2 separate regions of the Homo sapiens genome follow, and region 1 is linked to region 2. The links are chromatin loops, found by intact Hi-C in ENCODE. Cell type or tissue: mammary epithelial cell. All regions are shown on one strand. Each heading gives the region's core, and the rest is flanking DNA. Links, peaks and the distances in the headings are about the cores only.

Region 1 (11,047 bases), core at 3,903-8,902, 160 kb after region 2:
TAAATGGTGTGCACAAGATCACAGGGCTACTTTGCTTCATCAAGTACTTTTATTTGAAATTTCTAAAAATCAAAATAAACAAAAATTTAAAAAATAAGACCTATGTAGAAATTTAAAATTACTGAAAGATTGCAAATCTATCAAAAACATTTCACTTTCACAATACACATTAGTGCTGTTGTGTGAGAAGCCCATAAACAAGGTGTTTGCCTTGGGGGCCATGCCATCAATCCCAGCCTCAGCAGGAACATGCCACATAGTCATCAGCAATTGCACCGTCACATGTTGTCAATACATTTGAGTGCAGTAGGCATGTGCTCAGCTCTCCCACTTACAGCAGTTTCATTAAGGCTGTGTGAAGATTGAAGATTCTGGGTGGCAAGGGGTTCGCATTAGTAAGAACACTTCCCTGCTTCCCTGAAAAAGGGGGCAGAAAGCTGGGGGCTTATTGGCTCATGTAACTGAAAATACAAGAGGTAGAGAATGAGACATGGTCACCAAGGACGTGAATCAACAGTCTTATATCAGTCGTCTCTGCTCTTCGAGGCTGTAATGGTTCATTTTATGCATCAACTTGACTAGGTCTTGGGGTGCCCAGATACTTGGTCAAACATTATTCTGGGTGTGTCTGTGAAGGTGTTTTTGGATGAGATTAACATTTGCATTGGTAGACTGAGTAGAGCAAATTTCCCTTTCTCATGAAAATGGGCCTTATCTAATTCCTTGAAGACCTGAACAGAACAAAAAGATGACCCTTCAGTAAGAGGAAACTCCTTCTGTCTGACTGACTTGATCGAAGACATGTCTTTTCCAATCTTCAGACTGGAACCAAAACATCCTTTCTTCTTGGGTCTTGAGACTGCCTGCCTTTCAATCTGCAACTTATACCATTGGCTCTCCTGGGTCTTCAGCTTACCAACTGTAGATCTCGGCACTTCTCAGCCTTCAGTGTTGTGTGAACATCATAGAGCATACTTATGCAAACCTAGATGGTATAGCCCACTATATGCATAGGCTGTATAGTAAAGCCTTTTGCTCCTAGCCTGCAAACCTGTTAGTGTACCGAACACCGTAGGCAGCTGTAACATGCTGTAGCATGTTAGTGTACTGAACACTGTAGGCAGCTGTAACACAATGGTAAGCATTTGTGTATCTAAACATATAAAGATATGGTAAAACTATGGATTATAATCTTATGGGCTATTACTGACAGAAATGTTGTTATGCAGCACATGACTCTTGTGTATGTATGTGTGTGTGTGTGTGTGTGTACATATATATATATATATATATATATATATATATATATATATATATATATATATATGCAGCCTATTGGTTTGGTTTTTCTGGAGAAGCCCGATTCATAAAAAAGTGTTGGCTACATTCAGGCAGAACCTTCAAGCAGCTCCAGGCTTATGCTCTGTCTTAGCAATCCTGGTGGATTCTTTCTCAAATTTCAGCCTAAATCCTAGAATCGGTTCTGGTTTCCCTGCTTGGGTCATGTGCCCATCCCTGGACCAATCACTGGGGCTGGAGTTACAGGATGTGCTGATTGACTGGCTATGCCAGGGAAAGTGCCCATCCCAGGAGTCAGTGGGGGAATTGACTGTACTAGAGCCACGTGAACTAAGAGTGAGCAAGGAATGATCCCTAAAAGAAAGTCAGGGTGCTGCTACCCTAAGACAGAAAGAGATGGTGACAGGTAAAAACAGACGTTCTTTACAGGGTCATGCCCCAGTTATTTGAATCAATAGGGGCTTTGTTAATTTAGCCAGAAAAGCTAGGATGTAAATCCCTGCAATGCCACCTAGCAGGTAGTCTTGGACAATCCATTTTATTGGACTATCCATATACCAAGCCTTCACTTCTTCACCTCTAAGTGAGAATAATATTTAGATTGGACATATGTATGTAAGCACGTAGCAAAGACCTAGCATGTAACTCAGGAATTGGTAGCTAACCTTATCCTATAATATATGAGAGTTAAGCAACAGTGGCCTAATTCTCGTAGTGATAAAATGCATTCAGACCAGTGGTTCTCAACCCTTCTTTATCCGCATATAGCTAAAGAACATTCTGTAACTCATAAATGGAAGTTGTTCATAGTGGCACGGAGTAAGGAGAATGGTCTCCCTTAAGTTACATGTCAGAATCTCCAGAGGAAGGGCATACATTGAAGATGCACCTGCTGGTGCTGATACACAGCTCACCCTCCCCACCCACCTTGGGAATCACTGATACACCATTAAACTGGCTTATTGGAGCATGCTGCAGCAAAATTATCCCTAGATGATGTCTCTATCCAAATAATTTCTAAAAGGAAAAATGTCATTCAGAATCAATGTTTACCCCTCCCCCTGTGCTCCCAACAGCAGAAGGAAGATAATTCACAGTTATGCTTAAGGTTCTAATCATAACCCATCTCTGTTATAACCATGGTGGTTAAAAATGTGCCTGCTATTTTAAGTCCATAATTATTTTTTAATAGTACTATCATTTCTTTCCATTAAGTCTGTGTCAGTGAACTAGAGCTTGGCCAAAAAGAGTGAAAAATACATGCAGTCAAAAGTTGACTGATAATAGAAGTATGCCTTTTATCTTAATCTCTGATACCAAAATGAAAGGGATAAGAGAAACCAGGAAACACAACAAATGACAACTATTAATTTAGTGGTAGCATGATTTGCATAGTAATGCAGGAAATGTGCTGCTGATTATTGCATTTGCTCTATCATTAGAGCGCTGAGAAATGTTTGGAACTTGTCTGCATTCCCCACTGGTTAACACTTTTTAGATAACTAAGCCATCTTCAGTGTATGAATTATTCTATCTACCCAAATCCACAACCGTCATTCAGTATATTTCCCTTCTTAAAAAACTTCCTTTTTCCCTATAAATACATATTTGAAAAAAATGTATAGAAATCACATTCACCTTGATTTTGCACCATATATTTTGAAGCACTTTTATTTTACCCATTTGTATCACATTTCATGGAGATTATGGACTTGTCCATGTTAGTCACTGAGAACCCCAATTTCAGGAATTGTAACACCTGAGCACCTCCTCAGGTCCTACTCAGGGACATTTAACCAATAGACTTCCAATCCAAGGGAAGTTCCGGAAAGAGAAGCCTACTGGGAAATTGAGAAGTCAGAGAGGATGGATGGGAGAAAAGGCAGAAATATAAAATTTACAATTCTAGAAATATAAAATTTTACTTAATTACTAATTCAGATCAGTCCAACTTCTGGATTAATTATGCACATTTTCTATTTTTGTCCTACTAACCTGCTCAGCTAACTGGTCTACCCAGAATTCTGGGATCACAGCTTATAACTTCCTGCCTCCCCTTATTCAGTGTTTGTATCTTTCAGATGCCATCTTCCTATTTAATTGAACTCCATTGTCAGAGACCACCTCAAATCCCAAACTCTTCAGGAAGCTGCCCTTGATCAGTTTCACCTGATGGAGTTACTGCTGTGATTCAAAATTGATATCACCCATTTCATACCTCTTGGAACATCTACTATTGTTTTCTTTTTCTCCTGTCCTCCCTTCCTAAATAATTCACTTCATTTAACAAACATTTACAGAAAACAGCAGACACTGTAGGCACCAGCAATACAGGAATGATTGAAACTGACAGGCTCCCTACCATCATGAAGTCTCTTAGTTGGTTTATAATGGGATAACATCACATACACATTTAATTATTGGCAAGCATGAAAGGGGTGTGGGTGAAGCTGGGTGGGTTAGGGAAGGGAAAGGAAGAATAACAATTTAAATAGTAAAGGCAATTCTTTTTTGATTACCAAGTGCCTGAGTAAATGTGAACTGGGAGATGAGTATCCATCTGGTCTTCCCTCTGGTATACCTCCCTTCCCACCCCTCCCTACCTCCTTATTGAAGGTTTCACAGGGTGAACAACTCTCTTAATTAGTATGAATTTTTTTCTAACTTGGCCCCTAAAGGCAAGTTGACACTTCATTTATTACTCAACAGAAGATGCAGCACTTAGGATCCACTCTTGAGGATCTATAACAAGAAGAGCTGGGATTGCAGTGGTCTCAGGATACTGGAGCCCAGGTGGATTGTTTTCTAAGAGAGGGGCAGCCCTCTCCAGTCTGTCAGCCAAGCTCCAAGTCCCCCTCACTCTTCCCTCCTCATTTCCACAAAGGGCATCTTTCAATAAGAGAAATTCTCATAATCGAACTTTGCTGGAATATTTTCTTCACTTGATGCAAGTCCAGGGCATCTCCCCAAAGACCCTTGATCATGTCAGAGGTGGCTCAGAGCTGGTGAAAAGAAATCTGTGTTTAGTGGTAGGATACTTATTTTATTATTTTCCATTCAACTGGCCAGGGTCTTATCTTCTCTTTAAATGTATTTTACTTCAGTGTTGTCAAAGAAACAGGAGAAAGCATAAGCTGCATGCACATTTCAGACAAGCCTATGATTCTCAACCCAAACTGAGATCCTACAAGATCTATTTGTCTGTTTGGGATAAGCAGCACGCCATATCAAAAAGTGATGTGCATTCTCAACCCTGACCCAGGTAGTCCTGCTATGAAGGTCTGAGCCAGTGAGGAGAACGCATCTGGAAGACACTTCTGAGAGAAAGTCTCCCAGAAAATCTCCTAATCAGCACTATCTAATTTAACACTTTTTCCATAAAAAGGAAGTTCCAAGAGCAGTTCTGCTACTTGCAGAAATAAAAATCAAAATGAACCTATTCTCGCATTGTAAAAAACCTTTCAAATAAGATTCCAAAGACACAACTCAGCCTTGAACCGAAATCAAGACATAAACATGAGCTCAGCAAAACAGCATGGAAATAAATCAATCATGTATGCTACATGTTTCAATAAATATGCCAACAATAATAAAATTTTAGGTGTGGTCTTCAAAAGCCAACGTTTCTCATATTAAATTCCCTGTAGCATTTTTTGAATTGAGTTGAATAACAAAATAAAGCAGTTTGTATATTTATGGGATTCTTTTCTTCAGAAACTTTTTGACTCGAATAAAATGCATTCCATATGTATGATAGCTAAGCTGCATTTCCATGAGACATATATTTTCCCCATTTTTCAGTTAATGAATGTTTCAAGGGACAGTTTTCCAAGTTCTCCTCCCACTTTCCCAAGGCAAGATGTCTTAAGGAAAACAAAACAAAACAAAACAAAGCTAGGAGGAAATACTTCATCACTATTCATTATTTATAAACAAGTATAGTTCAGATCATGAAGGAATGGCTCCATTCATCAGTTTCACCTCTCCAAATCCAAGTAAACCACTCCCCAGGCTCTTGGTTATCTGATATTCAGTCCTGATAGCCATAGATCAAGAAAGGCCCTTTGCAAAATGGCAGATACTGAAGGATACTAAAACGCAGACACACACAGACACACACACACACACACACACATTCTCAAATGATATAACTTTCAAAAAAAAATTAAGAGGAAGCAAAACAAATGGCTCTCCACCATTTTTTTTTCTGCCCCATAGCCCCACCTAGGGAAAAAATTGTAAACTATGCTTAAATTAATTCAACAAATATTTACTGGACATCCATAACGTGCCAGGCACATGCTGGGGCCCCAAGGACACAATGCTGAGGATGGATTTGTTCCAGAGTCCAGAGGAGGGAGCAGGTGGAGGCTCTGTGGCTCAGATTTCAGGGAGGGGAGTGTTAGGGAGACCCCCTGGGGAAGTTGATATCTGAGCTAGAGGCTGAGAAAAAGAGAGGGAGGTGAAGGTGCCAGGCAGAGAAGTCAGCAGAGTGGAGAGGGCTGGGAGAAAGCAACATTTTCCCAGGTCTGCAGCTCCCAGTGCGGGGGCGCAGCAAAGCTGAGGCTGGAGGGCAGCAGGGCCAGACCTTCAGGGCTTTGCAGGGCACACACAGGAATCTGGGCTTCATCCTGAAAGGAGTGGGGGTGGCAGGAGGTCGCCAAAGTGTTGTAACCTTGCAGTGACAAGGTGACATTTGCGTTTTCATCAGGGTAGTGACAAGGTCAGGGTTGTGCTTTTTCAAAATCACATGAATTGTGATTCAGAGGTTTGATCAGAGTGGGGTGGCACAGGCTGGAGGCTGGAAGGGTCCTTGGCAAAGCAGATTTGCCAGTTACAATCTCCTCGAAGTCCCTCCGTGCCAGCCTCCTCGCCCCTCTCTGAGAGGCGTCACTCGTATTCTAGGAAGCAAGTGGATCATATGAAAAGATGTCCCCCAAATGGCACAGTCCTTAGTCAGAGACCATCTCAAGAGGTTCAAGCAGCCACCTGGGATCCCCAGCCAAGTCAGGCATTCAGTCAAACCCTGGTCACCTGGAAAGGCTTGTGAGTCATCAGATACTGGGCAGCTTGCAATAGGTTGTTTTTAAGTGTTTTAAGTTCCAACTTACTTATCTCTTAAAAATGCTAGGTATTTACCTTTTAATCAAATGGAATACAACCAGTACTTGAAAATATCTGTGCCTCCCTCTGCTCTGAGAGACCCACAGTACAAGACTCTTTGCCCCAAAGGCTTGCAAATGCAAGAAATAGTCATTGGTTTTCTTCTTAGCCTCTGGGGTAGAGGATATTGTGCTAGTTAAGAATATTATGGAAATATCCCAGAAATGGGTTAGACATTTAAGAAATAAAAACCCTAAGGGCCCCAAACCTGCTCTTAATCCTAAGAGTATCAAGTTGAGCACTCGCCTCCATACATCAAACTGGAATAAGAGATCTGTGAAAATCCTCAGAAGTGGAATTTTAATTTTTTTAACTTCTAAAGGTTAGATGTGAGAATAACATGATGATAACCTCTTTATCTACCAGGACAGCAAAATCCAGGCTTAGGATGCGACGATGCTTACATTGATTAATAGAAACTAACCAGCCAGCAAATGCCTTGAAAGTTCCCAGATAACCTGAGAAGTGACAAGAAACAGAGACCATAAATAAAGTTAAGTGCCCTAGAGAAAAAATACACCCAAAGTGGCTTTAGTCTGTCCCACAGAATAATTCTTTTTCATGCTACATAGCAAAAGAGCTCAATCTAGTTCTTCCTAGTTTTGTCTGGTTTACTCAAAACAAATTCCGTATAGGGTTCTCAGATCTTTTCTTCTACATATTCCTCTGAAGATTTAAAGCTTTGCAAAACCAGACTGTACCCAGAATAGAGTCTCACTTTTTTTTTAAGCAGGGATAAATAAGAAGGCAAGATCTGAGCAAACCTTTAGTATCCTCTACAGACCCTATCATTGGATTTTTTGCTAAGAATATTAAATATTTGTAAATGGATGTTTGATAATAATACCCTAAAGAAATAATTTTCTATTTAATTTTATAAAATTCAAACACTTATGTTATCTCCAATATTCCTGGAGTGGTTTGATAAATGGTAGTTGGGCCACAGGAACCTCCCTGCTTCTTGAGAGTATCTCAGAGTATTTGCTTAAGAAATACACATGGATTCCTCCAGGGCAGTTCCTATAGGCTCTGAAACATACCCCAAAGGTTAAGTGATGAGCAGAAAGTTTAAACTCCTCAAGCCATTCAGCTTTAAAATAACACCTGGACCAAACCCACAACCAATACACTACTCTGTTATAGCAAATGTGTTGTTCCATGGCCTTCCAGAGTCCTATGATTTTTCTTCTATTGAACCTGCTACAGTATTTCTTTGGAAAACTACTTTTTCCTCTACCATCAACCCTTGCACTTTAGTGGAGCTGGCTCCAGCTCTGTGTTGGGAAGAGGCCACTGACTCAGGCCTGCCAATCAGAGGATCACATTCTCCCTCCACACTGATTGGTTCAGGGATAGGTGATGTTGCAGTCAGAGCCAATGAGAATCAATGACTCTTGCTGAACGAGATTATTCCTATTGGACTTGAACCTGGCCCAGAGTGAGCTTGAGTGGCCATTTTGCCATCATGAGATGAGTCGGCTGAGAATGGAGCTCATGCTCCACAAAGGGTGTAGGAGAGAGGTGGAGAGATGGAGACTGAGACCGAGGAACATCATTTCAGCCCCTGGATCAAGAAGCATGCAAAATGACAAATCCCTGTACTTATGTTAATAAGTTTTCTTTCATGCTTAAGCCAATTTGAGACAGAATTTGTGTCATTTGCAACAAAAGGAGTCCTAATTCATAAAATTGTATGTAAACATATGAACTGCTGACAACACAATTTTGAGCAAGATGACATTGTGAATACAAAGCTGAAAATGAATCAATGACATTGCCAGGTAGGACTTATTCTCCCATCAACAACATCTTAACATGGCATATCCTCTTTTGGACAGTGCACAGTGCTACTGAATAAATGAAAATTCTATTTTTTTTAAAGCAATAACACTAAGATAAGATGTTAAATCAACAAAGTGAGATAAAAATGGAGACCCAGGTCTAAGGAAACAAAATGAGGATAACAACAACTCATTATTATTGTACATAATGGTACGGAATACATACTATTAAAAATCAAATTACTATGGGGTTTCAATTCCAATAAGGGTGAAGCAGCTACTATTGGGCTAACTCTGGACAAAATATTTTTTAAAACAACTATTTAAATATGCTAGAGAGCAATCAAAGTCAGGCAGTACTGGAAGAGATTCAACCCTTGGCAGATGGGAGTTACAGTTACATTGGGTGAGATCTATGTTTATACGATTTTTCCTTGAGGGCAACCCCTTAGTCTACAAAGTGTTGGGTGGCTCAAACTGAAGCAGTAAACCACAGAGTAGTTGGTTTGAGATACTAGAAAATTAAGTTTTGGACAGCCGAAGCATGTGAAAAATGAGGGAGGAAATCACAGAAAGTTGACATTGAGAGCCCCCAAGTATGCATATGTCTTTTATTTAAGTCCCTGGCTGATCTCTGATCTGTGCATAGTTAGGGGAACTCCTGAGATTGTAGCAGAAAGATACAGCTAGAAGGATTAAAAGGCTGAGCAGAGATTTCAGCTGCTGGCCTTAGCAGGGAAACTAGTGTTGAGTCTGAATCCTGCCAGATTATAGGTGCTTGATAAATAGCTGAGGTTTTTCATTGAAATTTCAGAAGGGTCATTCTGATAAATAAAGACTATATCCTAGAACTAAGAATTTGCCCTTAGACAAAGGGAAAAAACAAAATGAACCCATCCTAACAAAGTATAAACTCAAGCCTCCACAGGTTCAAGATGATTAGATAGTAATTTAACTCCTGGCTAGAAAAAAAAATTCACACTCTTCAAAGGAAAATAACAGAATCCAGAGAATCTGTAACATATATTACACAATGTAGGGGAGACAATTTAAAAACAAAATATGAAAAGAAAGAAGCAAATGTGACCCATATCCAAAGATGAAAGTAGTTATTGAAACTGATACCGAGATGACACAAATGTTGGAATTAGTAGACAAAGATTTTAATAAAACAAAAATTGACAAATGGGAACTAATTTAACTAAAGAGCTTCTGCACAGCAAAAGAAACTATCAGCAGAGTAAACAGACAACCTGCAGAATGGGAGAAAAGATTTGCAAACTATGCATCCGACCTAAAAGTCTAATATCCAGAATCTATAAGGAATTTAAACAAACTAACAAGGAAAAAAATGAACAACTCAATTAAAAAGTGGGCAAAGGATATGAACAGACACTTTTCAAAAGAAAGTATACACGTGGCCAACAAGCATATGAAAAAATGCTTAACATCACTAATCATTGGTGAAATGCAAATCAAAACTACAGTGAGACCATCTCACACTAGTCAGAATGCCTATTACTAAAAATTCAAAAAATAACAGATGCTGGCGAGGCCTCAGAGAAAAGGGAATGCTTATACACTGCTGGTAGGAATGTAAATTAGTTCGTCCATTGTGGAAAGGAGTTTGGCAGTTTCTCAAAGAAATTAAAACAGAACTACTGTTTGACCCAGCAATCCCACAATTGGTATATACCCAAAGGAATATAAATCATTCTGCCATAAAGACACATGCACACATATGTTCATTGCAGCACTATTCACAATAACAAAGATTTGGAATCAACCTAAATGTCCTTCAGTGGTAGACTGGATAAAATAAATGTACATATATACCATGGAATACTACACAGTCATAAAAAAGAACAAGATCATATCCTTTGCAGCAACATGTGGGGAGCTGGAAGCCATTATCCTAAGCAAACTAATGCAGGAACAGAAAACCAAACACCGCATATTCTCACTTATAAGTGAGAGCTAAACATTGAGTACACGTGGATGCAAAGAAGAGAACAACAGACACTGGGGCTTACTTAAGGATAGAGGGTAGAAGGGCGATGATTGAAAAACTACCTGTTGGGTACTATGCTTGTTACCTGGGCGATGAAGTAATCTGTACACCAAGCCCCTGTGATATGCAATTTACCTATATAACAAACTACAAATGTACCCCTGAAGCTAAAATAAAAGTTTCCAATTTAAAAAAAAAGAGGTCAAGAGAAGAGAAAGAGATTCTGGATGTATATACAGTCACCCCTCCTTATCCATGGTTTCCGCATCTGCAGATTCAACCCACCATGGATTGAAAATATTGAAGGAAAGGAACACAGAAAAATAACAGTACAGATAAGAAAAAATACAGTGTAACAATTATTTATACAGCATTTACATTGTATTAGGTATTATAAGTAATCTAGAGATTATTTAAAGTATATGGGAGGATATGTGTAAGTTATATGCAAATACTATGCCATTTTATATCAGGGACTTGAGCATCCTCAGAGTTTGGTATCTCTCGGAGTCCTGAAATCAATCCCCTACTAATAGCAAGGGAGGACTATATATCAATCTACTAATTTGAGGTAGTAGAAATAAAAGGTTACTTTCTTTTTAAATTTTGTTCTATAAATCTCTAAAAATGAAAAAAGAAAAAAGAAAACAAGAGGGAAACACAAAGAATCAGTAAATCCCAGCCTGAAGTTGAGATACAGATATACTGTAGAGGGAGGGGCTCCATTCCCACCTAGATCAACAAATCCAATGTCCTGTAATGCAGATGAGTCAATAGGGCCAGAGGGCTAACA
Region 2 (11,047 bases), core at 2,605-7,604:
AACAGACGCTGAGGGTGGTTTGCCCAACCAGACCTGGACAATCTCTGGCCTGGAGGTTAAGCCTGGGTGGTGAAGATGAAGAGATAGGTGGCAGGCAACACTGGGAATTCACAGTCTCCGTTCTTGGAATCATACTTCTCATCCACGGGGAAAATTCCTTGGTTCTGGTACCTTCCCTGCAACTCTCTCCAATCATCCTAACATTCTGGGGGCCCAAGATGAGAATAAAAGCGAAGTTCCCATACCATGTGTCAATTATTAAAAAGTTATCAATCCGGGGCCGGGCATAGTGGCTCATGCCTGTAATCCTAGCACTTTGGGAGGCCGAGGCGGGTGGACTGCCTGAGTTCAGGAGTTCGAGACCAGCCTGGGCAACACAGTGAAACCCCGTCTCTAGTAAAATACAAAAAAAATTAGCCGGGCATGGCGCCGTGCACGGCGCCGTGCACCTGTAATCCCTGCTACTTGGGAGGCCGAGGCAGGAGAATCGCTTGAACCCAGGAGGTGGAGGTTGCAGTGAGCCAAGGTCACGCCATTGCACTCCAGCTTGGGTGACAGAGTAAGGCTCCGTCTCAAAAAAAAAAAAGGTTACCAATCCAATCAGTTGTTAGAAGATAAAACCCATAATTTTTCTACCTTGGTAAATACATCTTCATCATCATGAAGGCAAGGTTTGAATTTAGAATTCTGAGGAGTTGACTTTCGAAAAAAGGCAGCACAGAGAGCCAGGCTGCAGCCTACCCCCTTCACGCCTCACCCCACTTGGCTTTTTAGTGCACACACGTGTGTGTGTGTGTACAGGTGTGTATACCCACTAGCCCCACATATCCACGCCCCCACCCAGTTCCAGCTGAGCCATCACCCACAGAAGAATGATGGACCCAGGGAGAGAGGCCCACACAAACCTGGAGGTTGGCTCAGGGTTCCAGGTATCCGTGACTCTAAAAGGCAGGGTACAGGATCCAGGGGAAGCCCATCCCCAGCCCCAGGGACCCCTTGCCCTAGATAGGGCATAGCCTGATGAGACAGAGCAGGCCCCACCCCTGCCCACCAGGGCTCCTTGCTGGCCAGTGGGAGGTGGAGGCCTTAGAGTTATAAGGAGCTGTCAGGTTGGTCCCACTGAAGCCACACTGGCTTTGGGCCCCTGGGAGCCTGACTGTGAGGCCTTTCTGAAACCTCAGGTAGGCCTGACAGACAGACAGGGCTGCAATCCAGGGCTGAGCGCCTGCCTGGAGATGGGGCTCCAGGAGGGACTGGGAGGGCTGCCTGGAGGCGGGGGCTGTTAAAATGCAGCTCTCTGGGCCCTGCACCAGCCCTTCTGAATCAGTGGAGCTGGACATCTATGTTTTAACAAGACCCTCCTTCCCAAGGATTCTAACACAACACTAAAGTGTGAGAAGCACAGCTTGGAAACATTTTGTTTTATTCATGCAGTCAACAGATATCCACAGAACATCCCCTCCCTTGGCACTCTCAGTTTCCTGTCCCCTGCAGCCAACAGGAAGTCAGCTCTTCCCCACAGATTCTCTCCCTCCTCAAGTTTCAATTCAATTTCACCTCCTCAGGGGCACCTTTTCCAAAATGGCTGCCATCTCCCGGCCCTCAACACCACATCCCCTCTCCTAGCTCCTTCTTGGCCTTTACCACTGGTGCAGATGAGCTTCTTGGAGTATTTATTTTACTCATTGCCATGCCTCCCCCTCTAGAATATAACCCCTTCCCCAGGGCCAGGGCCTGATACATGGGAATCATTCCTTTACTGCAGTGTTGCTGGGATATAATATGCCCATAAACCTACTGAGTATTTGATGAATGATGAATAAGGCCGCTACCACTCAGCAATTCATTCATTGCCTCTTCCCACAATGGGACAATGGGGCAGGTGCCTTTTGGATAAAGAGGGAAGGTGTAGGTGGCGGAAGCCTCCGAGCTCTGAAGACCCTGCATGGCTGTCTGCCCGCCCCTCCATGAAAGGGGCAGCTCTCCCAGGAAAGAGAGGAAGAGAGGCCAAGAGAGCTCACAAATGGGTGTCTTCTCTTGTGAGGAAGGATTCGGGGCTCAACACGCTTCCTGGGGCTGGGTCTGTACAGGTAGAAGGAAGAGGCCCAGTTGGCTCCAAGCCTGGGCCAGCCCCAGCCCTGCAGCCTGGCGGTGTGCAGGCACCCTCACTTCAGAACATGCTTGTATGCACTTGCTCTTCTGGCACGCCATGAACTGTTTCTTGGCTGCCTTGTTAGGAGATTAAGCTTTCTCTAAAAAGATGAAAAAAAAAATCTCTAGCAAAGGCCTGACTAGAGCTGACCCCCGAGGAGGCGGTGGCAATAACTGATGGGCACTACATTTGTCTAATTAATCTTCTTGTCAACAAAGTTGTTCTTTGCCGGTGCCAGCTCTGACATCATCCTGCAAGCTTGCCACACTGGTTCATATGCAGTTACAAAGGCTGCCTGTGACCCAGCACTACACTCCCTAACCACCCCCAACACGCTGCTGCCTGGAAATGGGTGGATGAGAACAGAGATGTCACACAGCTGCTGGCTTAGAAGGGGCACCGGGGAATCACAGCTTGAATGAAAGTTGGATAAAGATCTGGAAGGTTCAGGGGATCCCCAGGCTGGAAGGAGCCTGGTTTCTAAATAGGACACCGATGCCGACCATCTTTTTCAAGTTAAACTTTGGAAAGTTCCATTTGCCATGCAAACTACCCTTGCCCTGGATGGGTTGCCCCAAGAGTGACCCAGGAAAGTTTAGGTGGTAAAGTTGCAAAATCAAGTGGCTTCAGGGCCCAGGCAGAGATTTCACTTTCAGTGCCCTGGGATGAAATCTCTGGATGTCCACGAGGCTGACCTGGACTTCCCGGATTGGGAGGCCTTGTGGTCAAAAGCCGAGTCCAGTCCTGAACACCAGATCTAAATGTTCAAGAAGACTGTGCAGATTTACAGGCTAAATCAGAGTCCCTGGTAGCTGTTTCCGACCTCTGTATGGGGCTTTTAGAGTGAACTGTGGTCTCATCCAGGCGTTTCCCGACCATTGCATCCCACACAGGGCCTCCCTTCTGATTTTATCGTTAGTCTCTCTCCCTGTTGATTTCCTCCAAGTGCTCATCACTGTCCACACTCACCCTGTTTATTTCTGCTCACCGATCTGGCTTTTTAATCGAGGAGTCTGTGAATAAAATCTGGAGGAGGGGGGTCTATGAACTTGGACAGGAAAATATTTATATCATTATTTTCACTGTCTGAGATTTAACAATTTACTCAATTATGAAAATCGGCAACAAGCCACAGTGTATTAGCAGTGTCTGTGACTTTGTCTCCAACAGAAATCACAGCTGTTTTTCTATCACGTCGTAGTTGATGCAGTTATCTCAAAATATCAGCTGGGCTAATCACTATTTTGAAATGACTGTAGTTAATAGATTGGTCTGTAGATCCTGTTACATCCTCTATCAACGAAGAACATATACGAGTATAGCACCACTTAAAAATATTTTGATAACTGCATGACAGTATAATCGGTTTGTTTCATAATCCTGTGTATCTTAATTTATGCTTTTTTCAAATATTCTGGCCTCATGAGACTGGCAAGAAAGACTGTAAGCCATCTTTTCTGTTACTTTTTCTTTCTTTCTTTCTTTCTTTTTTTTTTCTATTTTTGAGACGGAGACTCTCACTCTGTCACCCAGGCTGGAGTGCAGTGGTGATCTCGGCTCACTGCAACCTCCGCCTCCCGGGTTCAAGCGATTCTCCTGCTTCAGCCTCCCGAGTTCTCTTTTCTATCCTTAGCCCCGACCTTGGGTTCTGGCACACAGTAAGTGCTCAAGACAATATTATTGACTGAATTAATGAAGGAACCACTGAACAAATGAATTAAATAAGTGAACTGAACAAATGAACATGAGCCTTAACGTGGCCGTGGGTCCACGTCCATGGACCCACGTATTCTGGAAGGTGCAGAAGTTTCCACGACCCTTTGCCACCTGAGCTTCTGTCTGTGCGACATCCACACTACCCACCAGGAGAGACGGGGGTCTTGCTACCTCCACTAAGAACAGTAGGAACAGCTCAGAGCTGACCACGGCGTCCCCACTAAACAAGACTCCACCGGCCCATTGCCTTTTTTGCTCCAGCCACACGGGCCTCCGGAGACCAGAGCTGGAGATAAGGGGATGATCCTTTTTTTTTTTTTATATTATACTTGAAGTTTTAGGGTACATGTGCACAACGTGCAGGTTTGTTACATATGTATACATGTGCCATGTTGGTGTGCTGCACCCATTAACTCATCATTTAGCATTAGGTATATCTCCTAATGCTATCCCTCCCCCCTCCCCCCACCCCACAACAGTCCCCAGTGTGTAATGTTCCCCTTCCTGTGTCCGTGTGTTCTCATTGTTCAATTCCCACCTATGAGTGAGAACATGCGGTGTTTGGTTTTTTCGTCCTTGTGATATTTTGCTGAGAATGATGGTTTCCAGTTTCATCCATGTCCCTACAAAGGACATGAACTCATCATTTTTTATGACTGCATAGTATTCCATGGTGTATATGTGCCACATTTTCTTAATCCAGCCTATCGTTGTTGGACATTTAGGTTGGTTCCAAGTCTTTGCTATTGTGAATAGTGCCGCTATAAATATACGTGTGCATGTGTCTTTATAGCTGCATGATTTATAATCCTTTGGGTATATACCCAGTAATGGGATGGCTGGGTCAAATGGTATTTCTAGTTCTAGATCCCTGAGGAATCGCCACACTGACTTCCACAATGGTTGAACTAGTTTACAGTCCCACCAACAGTGTAAAAGTGTTCCTATTTTTCCACATCCTCTCCAGCACCTGTTGTTTCCTGACTTTTTAATGATCGCCATTCTAACCGGTGTGAGATGGTATCTCACTGTGGTTTTGATTTGCATTTCTCTGATGACCAGTGATGATGAGCATTTTTTCATGTGTTTTCTGGCTGCAAAAATGTCTTCTTTTGAGAAGTGTCTGTTCATATCCTTCGCCCACTTTTTGATGGGGTTGTTTTTTTCTTGTAAATTTGTTGTTCATTGTAGATTCTGGATATTAGCCCTTTGTCAGATGAGTAGGTTGCAAAAATTTTCTCCCATTCTGTAGGTTGACTGTTCACTCTGATGGTAGTTTCTTTTGCTGTGCAGCTCTTTAGTTTAATTAGATAAGGGGATGATCCTAAAGGGACGCAGTGGTCCCGCCCATCGCCGCCTCTACAGGGAGGGAGCCGCGGCCCCGAGCTGGCCACGCGATGGCGCTGTGCACCCGGCCGCGGAGCCCCTGCACGTCCGGCTCCCGCTCGCGCTCTCGGCTCGAGCTCCGGACTCCAGGCTCGGAGCAGGGGTTCGGGCTACGGTTCCCGGCTCCGAGGGACCGCGGGGCTCTCTGCCTGGGAAGGAAGCTTGCGGGCCTCCTCGGGCCTCGCTGCAGCCCAGCTAGGTTAATCAATCAGCAGCCGCTCAGTCACCCATCCCTTCCGCATCAGTTGCGTGGGGCTGGGGATCATGCCTAGGGCGGGAGGCGTGGGAGCGCAGGGCGCCCCGGGTCCGGATCCGGCTACAGGGGCGAACAGAGCGGGTTCTCCATCCCCTGGGGTGAAATCTCTGGGCCCAGGCTTTGAGACCCTCTAACTCGCCTTGCACACCCTGTGTCTGCAGAGGAGGCTGTAGTTCAGAGGCCAAGCCCGCTGTCAGAAGGCAGCCAGGCGGACTTGAGTCCCAATTCCTCCTTCCTTTCTACCATCATTCTCTCTTTTGCAAAATGGGGATGATAAAGGTCCCGACCAGTTGGTAGGATTGACGGAGATGGGGCAGCACAGGGCTCCTAAGCACAGTGCCCCGCGCCCAGTCGGCACCGCGGGACGCATCGTCTGCAGCCGCGTGAGCTCGGGCAAGGCGACCTGGACTCATCTCCGCAGCAGGGACGAGGTCCGCCCTGTACTTGCGGCATCTGCGTGTGGTGGAACTGACCGAAACGCTTGCGGAGCTGCGCACGGTGCCTGGCACACCGTTAGCAACCCTTCCCTTCCCTTGTTCTGCGCCTGTCCTGTGAGTGGACAGGAGGACACCCAGGGCCTCCGCTGCCTGTCCGATACTAGTCACCCCAGGGCCTAGAGGCTTATTCCCTGGAGATGGGACCCACGCCAAGCCAAGGTCTCCCATTTTCTAGAGAGAACTTGGGCAGCCGGGAATGCCATCCTTGGAAGGAAAGGCAAGAGGGAGGTGAACATTCATTCCAAGGCCGTTAAACATGGGGAGAGGCACTGCTGGAAAACTGTTCTAGTCAGAAAGAAGCTGCTTAGTAAACCCAAGAGGCTCAGCGGAAACCCAGCCGCGGTGCTTGAGGACGTGGGGAGGCTCCAGCTCGCTCCGTTCCGTGTCTGACGTCTGCCCTGCGTGCGTCCCAAGGCTGTGTCCCTGCTCGGTGTCCCTGGCCCACCGGCCCTCCGGCTTGTCCCTCTGCGCGGTCACTGGGGCGTGCAGACCCGAGCCGGCCCTCCCTGAGTCAGCCAGGGACCCCGGAGTGTCGATAATTAAGAGACACACGTCAAGAATGTAAATTCCTGTGGTTCCCAGACTAGGAAGGGTTCACTCGGTGCCTCAGGACAATTACAAGCCGAGGGAGTCTGAAAGAGCCAGTGTTAGTGTTTAAAGTGTTATCAGTTTAATGAACTACTTATGAAGTGTTAAATGCATGCAAGTGTAAACTGCAACATCTGGGTTTGTGTTTTATTTGTAGACTTCAAACTGGGCGCTTGGTGTTTTGAAAATGCCAATTAACGGTGTAAAATCAGAATTTCTAATGGGAGGAAGATGTTTTTGTGACATCTCCCTAAACTATCTCAAAATGTCTTTAAAACACACACACAAACATTCACACACAAACAATGCAGCCACAAGGACTTAAAGGATTTTCTTTTTAAATAAAAAAAAAGCAGGAATTTGCTGCCCTCTTCTTTGTTCTTCACTATATATATGTATATAGCTAGTGGAAAGAAGAATTTAGCATCAGAGGTGTCATCAGCACAAATTTCTCAGAGGTTGTTGTAGGAAATTTGTCATTTCTACCCATTTCTTCCAGGCCAGAAAATAGATCGCCTTCAGGAATATTTACTGTGCTTTCTTGAGAAAAATTTCCAAGCTACCCCTTGAAGCAATGAAGTTGGATTTGGAACAAGTGGAAACATTATAAAATTGCTTATTTTCTTCCAAAATTTGTATTTTTCTTCCTTATTTCCTGTTAAATCAGTGCCACTCATTAGCAACCATATTTTTGCATTATATACTCAGCAGAATTTTTGCTCCGTGACTGCATTCCAAATTAAACTTTTACATTTCCAGGGAAAGTGTAACAAATGTCTAAATCAGTCAGAATTTAAACTAATGAGAGGAAGGGAAGAAAACTCAACTTTCTTCTTCTCGTATAAAAGCGATTGCTTTTTATCTGTTTCATGCTTCGGGGACACTTTTATCCCTGGGATCTTGAAAGGATCATTCACAAAGCAAGAAGGCTCAGGAAAACAAAAAGATGTCTAAATTCAGCGCTGTTGAAGAGTTCTGACAAATGCTGGTTTCAGGAAACAAAGGCAGACACTTTGAGGATTTCATTGCAAGATTTGGATAGGGCTGCCTGTAACCAGTGGCCCTACCGTAGAGCTGGAAGGATGTCACAGGTGGTATGGTGGAATTCCGCCATGTGATAGCAGCATACCCAAGATAATTCGTTGATAAGGTTGCAGATAGAGACTTTACCCTTTGCTGAGTGTTCCTTAATTGGCAGCTACCAGTCTCATTTATGGGTGCCCCTCTGCCAGGGTGCGGTGAAGAGAGCTAAGTGCAAGTTATTGCTTTCTGGCCAATAGCACATGATCCTCTTAATAAAAAGAGGGTGACCACACATGTTAATTTCCTGTCAACGTGACCCAGCAAGGCCCAAGCTGTTCCTTCACTCTGTCCTTCTTGCTTCTCCATTCCAAAGCAAAAGGCCACTGTGAGCCGGGAAAAATCAAAAGATCAGTTTTTTGGAAGAAAGTTGTAAACTTGACCTCATAGAGGGAGACAATGTTGGCTGTTCAGGTCAACAAGAGTTATATACACACCAGGTCTGCAGTAGCCTGGACTGTGCCTTTTAAGACATTTTTGGTAGCACAATTCAGCCCAGAATATTTTGAGAAAGAAGTATATTAAAAGTATTCTATCACAATGGGGAGAAAAGGGTGGGGGGATGGTATTTTAAAGCTTCAATAGCCAAATTAAACTGTGAACAGAAGAATCGATGTAACAGAATGTCTCAACCACAGGCCTTAATAGAGGTAATATAGACAAAAAAATTAGTATGTGGTAAAGATCTGTGAGGAAAGAGAGATTAGTCAATAAATGATGTCAAGACCAATCATATGGAAAAAATTAAAGGTAATCCCTATACCAAAATAAATTCCACATGCATTTAACAGTTATATGCAAAAATAACATAAAAATAAAAGACAGGTAAACTTCAGATCTTGAGAGCAGGACTTTGTTGATATAAAAGCTTAGGAATAGGTTAAAAAGTAAAAGATTATTGAGTTTGATGACAGAAACATTAAAACTTCTAGATATCGGTAACACTGGAAAGATGTTTGGATAAATATCAGAAAGAATCTTATTTTTATGTGAAAGTTTATTGCAAAACAATGAGAAAAGTGCTATCCTAATACAGTTAAGTTGGACAAAGAACACAAGTAAATAATAAAAATACAAATATTCAATAAACAAGATATTCAAATATCAAAAACAAAATAAAAATTCATTTTGCCCGTCAAATTCCTATACGACATGCACCGTTACACATTGCAGGTGTGACTTTCCACTGACAGAAACTTTCTGTAATTGATTGAGGGCCTTAAAAGTGGCCATATCCTTTTGTAATTTTTTCCTATTTCTACAAATGCTCTACAATCAGATAAAAGTACAAAGACTTATTTTCAGGGATGTCCACTTTGGGCATTAGTTAAACATTTTGAGAAATAAGCTATATAACCAGTAACAAGAATGGCTATCATCCAAATGCTAGAATAATACGCAGCCATTAACTTTTTAAATATTTAAGGATGTGGGGGCATGATCACGATGTCATGCTAAGTGCAAGACTTTGGATGTCAAAAGGTACATATTGAATATAGCAAAACACTAAAAGAAAAAATCCAAAAGTTTTCAGTGGGGTTAGTGAGAATTGTGTATAATTTTAATTATCTCTTTTTATGTGCTCATTTTTTCCACAATAAAATATATAAATTTATGATAGAAAACAAGTTATTGAAAATAGCCTGACCATCTCTGTCTGATCTCCCCACACAGACTCTGTTGGCAGCTGGTGGGGGCAGATGTTTTTCCCAGGCGGTGGTGAAAATATGCTTAGCAGGAGACATGGCTGCGTTCTCACGAAGTGGGCCTGGTACCCCATGAGCTTCTTGAATGTTTGTTCTGCACTCATCCAATCCCTCAGAGCAGCCCAGTCAGGGAAGAAGAGTTTTCAAAACCCTCAAGGAGCTGTGGCCTCTCTTGCCCACAGCCATCTGTGTATCTACCTCTCCGCAGGTGCGGGTCTTGCTCCCCTACCTTTTTGTGTATTGTGGAAGATACTGTCAAATTAGGGGTGGCTTAGGGTTGGGTAGATGTTTCTGTGCTCTGTCTACCATGATTCTGTGTCTTGGCCAAAGATAGGCGCAGATAGACTCCACCAATCCCAATGCTTCCTAGCTCTGGACTCTGTCGCATAAACTGGAAAAAGAACTTTAAAACACGCTCAGGAGCACAATTGGCCTTCAGAGCCGTCCCTTTTAAAGATTTACTCTAGTGCTGTATACAGGGGTGTGCAGGAGTCCGCGCATGCTACTTGTGAGAACCAATTGTGTGCATCTCTTCCCAACTGTTGTTTATCACATTAGTAGCTTAAGATTGGCCATTGTAGGAGTTTTACACCACAGAAATAGCCGAACGCTACAAATCAGGGTGGCTTTTTTTTTTTTTTATGGAGAAAAATCTACAGCATACCAATGGCTATGCTTAAAACAACATTTTATTGTCTCTCCCAGTTTCTGTGGGACAGGAAATTGAGAGGGGCTTGATTAAATGGTCCTGGGTCTCTTATGCAGTTACAGTCAGACAGTGTGGCTGGGGCTGGGAGAGGGGGAGGGTGAGCAGCTGGGGGTTGACTGGGAATCTCTCACCCTTTGTTGTCACGTGGTTTCTGCATGTAGGATAGCTTGGGCTTCCTCACAACATGGCAGTCAGAACAGTCAGAGTGATTCTCAGGGCTCCAGTTAGTTTTCTGTTGCCATGGCAGAGCTGAATTGCTTTATGATCTGGCTACTGAAGTCTGACAACATTACTTCCACTGCATTCTATTGAGTACATGTGAGTCAGAAGCCCATCCTGTTTTAAGGGGAGAGGAATTACACTCCACCTCTCAATGGGTGAATGGTAAGTTTCTCAAAAAGCATGTAGGATGAGAAGTATTGTTTTGGAAAATATAATCTGCCAGAGAGTTTAAAAGTATACTTTGGGATTTGCCTTTCAAGGCTACTGGACATTTTTCTAGCTATTTGGTGGGTGTGGCTACCTTTCCACTGTTGGGCATATATTTGATTTGTGAGAACAGACAAAAGATATTGAAAGCCGACTCCAGCAAACAATGCAGATAACTCTGCAGGATGACAATGGATCCGGAATAGGAAATGTTACAATGGTAACAGCCAGCTGAGACCTGACCAGGGGCCCGGAGACATTTCCAAGAGGATGGAGGAGCCCTTCTCAGCTACATCTCAGAAATAAATGCACAGCCTTCTAAGGGACTACTGTGAAAGACAAGGTGTTCTGGACTACATATTACAAAAGTGCCATGTTTTACTATGAAACCTGTCTCATTGCCTTGTAGCCACATTGCACTTTTCTTTGGTAACCATCAAAATATTTTGCATTGTATCAGGCACATGATGGAAACAAAGTAAATATCTGAGTGACTGATTGATATAGCTAAGCCAGTCCCTGGTTCAA

Evidence for each region. Hi-C counts contacts between places; a loop is a spot of excess contacts. Peaks named below come from ENCODE experiments on the same cell type or tissue, not always from the same donor. Only the 100,000 strongest peaks of a DNase experiment are listed, where the experiment ranks them.
Region 1: a loop joins it to region 2, with 11 times the contacts of the local background. A loop is called at or near these places in 4 of 110 quality-filtered maps.

Annotation. Positions count from the first base shown.
Region 1 is chr10:121,107,177-121,118,223 of GRCh38, forward strand. No RefSeq gene overlaps it. Among named protein-coding and RNA genes, the nearest start is that of LINC01153, 66 kb to the right of the region's middle. RefSeq lists an enhancer at 5,717-6,916. In mammary epithelial cell, for the core only: no CTCF peak of the experiment used is centred there; a DNase peak (open chromatin) is centred at 6,345; H3K27ac peaks cover 1,073 bases.
Region 2 is chr10:120,943,797-120,954,843 of GRCh38, forward strand. All of the region lies in intron 2 of LOC105378519 (a long non-coding RNA gene), which reads right to left. Among named protein-coding and RNA genes, the nearest start is that of WDR11, 98 kb to the left of the region's middle. In mammary epithelial cell, for the core only: a CTCF peak has its summit at 5,269 (motif pointing right); no DNase peak of the experiment used is centred there; H3K4me3 peaks cover 191 bases.